Regions from separate parts of the Homo sapiens genome. Here region 2 is linked to region 1. Evidence: chromatin contacts called from ENCODE Hi-C or POLR2A ChIA-PET data. All regions are on one chromosome and are shown on one strand. The core of a region is the stretch at or near the end of the contact, and the rest is flanking DNA. Distances in the headings are between cores, read along the strand shown.

Region 1 (3,174 bases), core at 659-3,158:
GCATTGTAACAGTGACCTATACATGAAAACTCATTATTTTTACTCATTTGTCCAAAAGCACTCTGAACCTTCTACTAAATGGTGACATTGTTTTGCATCCTGACAGTTATTTCACTAGAAAATAATATTTACAGAAAGAATTTGAATTTAGAAAAAAAGCCACGAGTTACACTTTCAAATGTAAGAAAATATGCATAGTCTCTCTAAGTAACCCTCCCTAAAAGATACAAGAAAACTGTATGAAACAATAAAAAGGATCATCCTTTCAGTTTTAACTTCAAGTGGCAATAATTCAACGTTTTTTAAAAATTCAATAGTATTTAAGATACTGCTTTTAGAAAGCAGGAGATTGTAACGGCTAGAGTTACTACAGGTTAAGAGTTAACATTGTGGCTGTAATGTAACATCATTCCTGGACCAAAGGTACATACCGAAGTAAGTTCAGAGGAAGCAACCCATATCACATCAACAAGCAGAAGAATAACAATCCCAAGAGCCATTCGCCTGCGCTGAGTGAAACCACTGTTCTGGGAATTCATTCGGTTCATGACAAATACACACACCATTTGCAGTCTGTTTTTTAGAAAATACAGATCACATTAGAGATGATTTTAGAAAAACAACCATTAAAAATGAGAACATTAGTATAACAGAAACATTTGACTTTTGTTAGCTAATGTTCAGTGTGAAAGTTACATAGAGGATAAACGTGGAATCTACCTTGTCTTAAGAGCCCTTCTGAGATCCTCAAGAGCAATGCCGGAAAACTTGGCAGATCTCAGTCTAAAAGGAGGTGAAGAACTCAGCACCCCTAAAAACAACCATGAAATTATGCTATGAAAACGTGAATAACTCAAGGTAAGATTCATCACATCGTTTTTTACTCTTCATCTTCAAACTCAAAGCAAATCAATGAAAAGGACCAAAATGTGTTAAACATACTTGCCACCTTTCTCAGTACTTTCATGGTATCCACTGCACGCTTCAGATTATACTTAGAGAGATACGCGATACGGGGCGGGCAGGGAGGGGGAGTAATATACAACATACGGCACATTTAAGAACAGTTAACTACCAGAAAATAGCTTCTCTGAGTTTCACAAATACGGAACTCCATTCACCTCTCCATCCAGAGGAATCCATCCCTGGGGACAGCGTCTAGACACTGTTTCTAAAAGTGTCTTTTCTGTCCCTGATCTGCTGGAGTGGAATTTGGTTATCGGAGAGTAAGTGATTTGCTGTGGGTCTTGAAGGCACCTTTCCAATCTCTTCAAGTGGTAAAAGAAAAGGATTCTCCATGCTCCTCCACCCACCTCTATCAAAACATCCAGTCATTTTAAAAGAAACAGCTGGGAAAAGAAATCATCCTTCTGTTTTGGAGCGGGGAAGACAGTTAAGGCAGCGACGCCTCCCCGGGGAGCCGAGGCGAGGGCGCACGCACGGCTTCCTCAATTGCCAGCGGTGGGCGCAGGGCTCCGGCGCCCCTGTCAGCTCCCGCTCCCTCCGCCCCTAGAGACCTTCACGGTTTCGGTCAAGGCGCTCCTGCTGCCACCGAGGGCAGGAGGTGGTGCTGCTGGTGGGCACTCCGTCCCGGTTTGGGCTCCGGTGATGTCGGGGCCCTTCCCTGCCTGCCTACCTGGCCTTCCTGCCCCGCGATGGCGTCGTGGCGGCACCATGAGCGGACCGGTCAGGCCCCGCAGCCGCCCAGCGCCACGGCCGCGGCCTCGGACTCACAGAGCTGTCACCGCGCCTGACATCGCGCCGCACTGGAGGCCCAGCTCCTGAAGACGCGGTGCCCCTCAGGGAGAGGCTCCCGACACCACCCAACTCCACTCGGCCCAGGAGGGCGTGGAGCGGGTGAGGGGAAGGGACGGCACAGTCAGCTATGGCCGCGGAGGCCCGGAGATCTGCTCTGGCCCCGGCCCCGCCCCCGGCTTGCCCTCCGCGCGGCCCCGCCCCCAGTCCCCAGCCCGGAAGCGGTGGCGCGCGGGTGACGTCATAGGGGCGCGACGGCGGACTGCGCGCGGTCGCGTATGCAGCGAGGCTTGGCGGAGCTAGGGGAAGTAATGCGAGGCTCTGGTCGCCGAGCGAGGGCTCGCGGCGGCGAGGCGAAAGAAGAGAGAAGATAGGAAGAAGGGAAGTAGGGCGAGGTGGAGGAAGAAGAGGAAAGCGAGCGTGGGTGTCTGGGGCAGAGCAAAGGACGAGGGAGTGGCTAAACCTCCGCCCGCCTTAGAACGAAAGCTGGCCGTTCCGTTTCACAAACTGCGAACCTGAAACTTCGGATATCCCTTTCTCGATGACAGCCGAAACGCAAAGTGGCTTAGAGTACTTTTGATTCTTGAAACCTTTTGTATATAAACAAGATCTCAGCTCTAGGAGTTACAACCTACATCCTAGGCCAAGCTACTTCAACTTCTCTGGTCCTCGGTTTCCTTGTCTACGATAATGATAGTACCTGCCACATTGGTTTTTTGTGTGTATGCTAGGATTGCATGAGTTTACATATGTGAAGGACGTAGATCAATTCATGGCACATAATAAGAACCTCACAGACGTCAGCAATTTTTTGTTCGTTCGTTTGTTTTGAGACAGGGTCTTTCTCTGCCACCCAGGCTGCAGTGCAGTGGCACAATCACAGCTCACTGCAACCTCTGCTTCCCGGGCTCAAGCGATTCTCCAGCCTCAGCTTCCAGTGTAGCCGGGACTACAGGCGCAAGCCACCAATGCCCGGCTAATTTTTATATTTTTTAGTAGAGACAGGGTTTCGCCATGTTGGCCAGGCTGGTCTCGTACTCCTAGTCTTAAGTGATCCGCCCGCCTCGACCTCCCGAAGTGCTGGAATTACAGGCATGAGCCCTGCCAAATGTTGGCAGTTATTAAACTGTATAGATTTGTTCCTTAAATATTTTGACTATTCCATGAGAAAGGTTTGTCCAGCATCTTGATTTCTATCTACAAAACAAAAACAAGACTAAAGGGTTCAGTAATTTAACATCTTGGTCAGATGGCGTGAAGAAATTAAATTTTCTTACTCCTATAGTCGCGATGTAGTGTACCTCTTACCTTTTAAGTCTCGTTTCAGTGAAGTTGAATGCATATTCTAGCAACTAATAAAACAATACCAATGAACATTTTTTAATTGATCGAATCAGTTTCAAACTATCAGCATCAAAC
Region 2 (3,193 bases), core at 105-2,604, 170 kb after region 1:
GCTAAGTATGGAATCCATTTTACAGATTTGAATTCCTGACTGTTGGCTTCTGCTGCTTCTGCGAAATATGTGGTGGCATCATCTGCTGGTCATGGATGTGGGGAGAAGGTGAAATCTTAGCGGTAGGGGCGGCATTGACACTCGTCATTGTGAAGAGTAAAGAGGAACAGAGTAGAAGAGTAAAGGCTTGCCAGGCAAGGTTAGGTCCATTTGAGAATAATGACTATGAATTCTTAGTCTTTAGCACCCTAGTGCAAATGCTTCTGCGGTATAATCAGCATTCTGGATATAGGCAAGTTTATGTTAGGGATATATGCTGGGTTGGATTTTGGTAGACAGGATGAAAAAAGAACATGTGAAATAAAGGTGATGGGTCAAAATCTAGACTGTGTATATTGATGGCTAGGGAATAATTAAAGCAACCAGTGGACCAAAAGTCTTAATTGGTGTTCAGAAGAGATCTCTTGAGGTGGTTGAGTATGCTAGAATAATAAGAGGTTGTGATCAGAGAAGGGTATACCTGCATTTCAGCGATTGAGAGGTGATAGTGATGATGATATAAGATCTATACTGTGGCCAAAATGGAAAAGAGATACCACTGAAAGTGATGAAGTCAGTCAGTCGAGAGGCCAGAGTTCCTTTCCACTGATTCTGTCCACTCATTTTAAACGCATTTTTAAGTCTTCTAAGTGCTACTAACAAACCAGAACAAAACTTCTCTCAATCTTTATTCCTACCTTCTGTCCTCAGCAATTTAGCTATTTTTCTCTTTCCTTTTAAAACGACACTTCTTAGTGAGTCTCAAGATATTTGATATGCTCTTTGTTAAATCCAATTATATGTAACAGTTTTCATCCTTCTTGATTTGTCTTTCTTTTGCAGGATTACTCTAATGGTTATCTTCCTAACATGGAATATTTGTTTGTTTGTTTGTTTGTTTGTTTGTTTGTTTTTGAGACGGAGCCTGGCTCTGTCGCCCAGGCTAGAGTGCAGTGGCGCGATCTCAGCTCACTGCAGCCTCGACTTCGGGTTCATGCCATTCTCCTGCCTCAGCCTCCCAAGTAGTTGGGACTACAGGCGCCCACCACCGTGCCCGGCTAATTTTTTATATTTTTAGTAGAGATGGGGTTTCACCGTGTTAGCCAGGATGGTCTCAATCTCCTGACCTCGTGATCTGCCTGCCTCGGCCTCCCAAAGTGCTGGGATTACAGGCATGAGCCACTGTGCCCGGCCTGTTTTGTTTGTTTTTATTTGTTGTTTCTATTGTCACTGATTTCTCCTTTACCCACTACTCAAACGTTGGTTTCTCTAGGCACTGCTTTCAGTTCTCCTTTTTTTTTTTTTTCTCTTCTCATAAAATGGGGTGACTCAATGTTTTATTCTTTCATTAAAGACTTTCTCTAGGTGATCTCCTCCATTCCTTTGTCTGCAACCACAGACCAGATCTCTACTTTCAGTTCCTTGACTACATCTTCACCTACCTATTTCCTGGCTCTTGAGTTTTAGTATATCTAAAACAAAACGTATTATATATACTCCACTCTTGTTTATTCCAAGATCAGACAAAACACAATTTTTATGTTTTGATTAATGGATCTGGTCCATCCTAACTTCAAAGCTGGAAACCTGTTGGCATCTTCTGACTTTTTTCTCTTTTTTTTTTTTTTTTTGAGACAGGTGTCTTGCCCTGTTGCCCATGTTGGAATGCAGTGGTGAGATCTTGGCTCACTGCAAGACCCTCCACAATCACTTTGACCCTCTGGGCTCAAGTGATTCTTCCACCTCAGCCTCCTGAGTAGCGGGGACTACAGGTGTGTGCCACCACACCTGGCTAATTAAAAATTTTTTTTTTTTTTGTAGAGACAGGGTCTCACTACGTTGCCTAGGCTGGTCTCAAACTCCTGGGCTCAAGCCATCCTCTCACCTTGGCCTCCCAAAGTGCTGGGATTATAGGTATGAGCCACCATGCCCAGCCCTTTCTTATTCTTATTGACTGAGAAATCTTCAATGTGGCCCCTTGTCGTCCATACCACTATTGGTACTCTTGTTCTCACTTGGTTCTGTTAAGCTTCATTTGAGCTTTCCCAATGCTGCTATAATAGTCTTCCTAAAAATTAAAGCTGTTCTTATTCCCCTGCTTAAAAATTTCTCTGCTGTTTTATTTCTTATAGAATAAAACCTAAATAAAAGGAAAATTTTTGAGAATCTAGTCCCTTTGATCTAGAACTGGTATATCTCTCTACGCACCTTCAAATCTTTTGGCACATAAATTTCTCATTGATAACTTCAGTTTTGTTTTTGTATACCATGCAGTGTTTGTCTTTCTATACATCTTTTTCTGTTCTCCACAAGTTCCTCCATACCTCTCATTCCCCTGCCAAAAAAAAAGCCAGAAAGCAGAACTGAGTTAAGACCCGGCTTAGATATGACCTCCTCAGCGAAACCTTTTCTCTCACAAAACAAGGTGGTCATCTTATTCAAGGAACTATTTATTTATTTATTTATTTATTTATTTGACAGAGTGTTACTCTGTTGCCCAGGCTGGAGTGGAGTGATGTGATCTTGGCCTACTGCAACCTCTGACTCCTGGGTTCAAGAGATTCTCCTGCCTCAGCCTCCCCAGTAGCTGGGATTATAGGTGCCTGCCACCATGCCTGACTGATTTTTGTATTTTCAGTGGAGATGGGGCTTCACCATATTGGCCAGGCTGGTCTTGAACTCCTGACCTCAAATGATCCACCCACCTCAACCTCCCAAAGTGCTGGGATTACAGGCGTGAGCCATCGTGCCACCTTTTTTTTTTTTTTTTTTGGAGACAGAGTCTTACTCTATCGCCCAGGCTGGAGTGCAATGGAGTGATCTTGGCTCACTGCAACCTCCGCCTCCTGGGTTCAAGTGATTCTCTTGTCTCAGCCTCCCGAGTAGCTGGGATTATAGGCATGCACCACCACGCCTGGCTAATTTTTGTATTTTTAGTGGAGACGGGGTTTCACCATGTTGGCCAGGCTGGTCTCAAACTCCTGACCTCAGGTGATCTGCCTGCCTTGGCCTCCCAAAGTGCTGGGATTACAGGCATGAGCCACCACGCCCAGTCGGAACTTTATTTTTTTTAAAAACCTGTAGTGTAATATTTGTTCGTATATATTTCTTTTGCTAGACTGAGTTTTTTGTATGCTGGATGTCTGTGTCCTTA

The links. A loop is a pair of places that touch in the nucleus more often than their neighbours do. ChIA-PET counts read pairs that join two places held with the same protein, here RNA polymerase II (POLR2A). Pooled maps may share reads with other maps.
Region 2: a loop to region 1 is called in a map of B cell, with 10 times the contacts of the local background. The contact joins the enhancer-like site here to the promoter of SLC35F5 in region 1. A Hi-C loop is called at or near these places in 11 of 168 maps with a recorded cell type or tissue (B cell, CD14-positive monocyte, IMR-90 and 6 more), 13 of 37 single-sample maps with no recorded cell type and 14 of 50 pooled maps. POLR2A ChIA-PET finds 5 or more read pairs at or near these places in 19 of 52 experiments (AG04449, B cell, BJ and 13 more).

The regions. Positions count from the first base shown.
Region 1 is chr2:113,754,734-113,757,907 of GRCh38, forward strand. It overlaps SLC35F5 (solute carrier family 35 member F5), which reads right to left and starts at 1,909. Exons shown (of 16, transcript NM_025181.5): 1 at 1,637-1,909; 2 at 721-811; 3 at 432-573. The coding sequence starts at 1,676. RefSeq lists a silencer at 1,835-2,064 and enhancers at 2,275-2,454, 2,635-2,684.
Region 2 is chr2:113,922,402-113,925,594 of GRCh38, forward strand. All of the region lies in intron 3 of ACTR3 (actin related protein 3), which reads left to right. Among named protein-coding and RNA genes, the nearest start is that of ACTR3-AS1, 33 kb to the left of the region's middle. Within about 2 kb of position 1,355, at least 3 of the 41 ENCODE cell types and tissues checked have a DNase peak (open chromatin) inside an H3K27ac peak, as active enhancers do; they include B cell, GM12878 and OCI-LY7, where a contact is called at or near this core.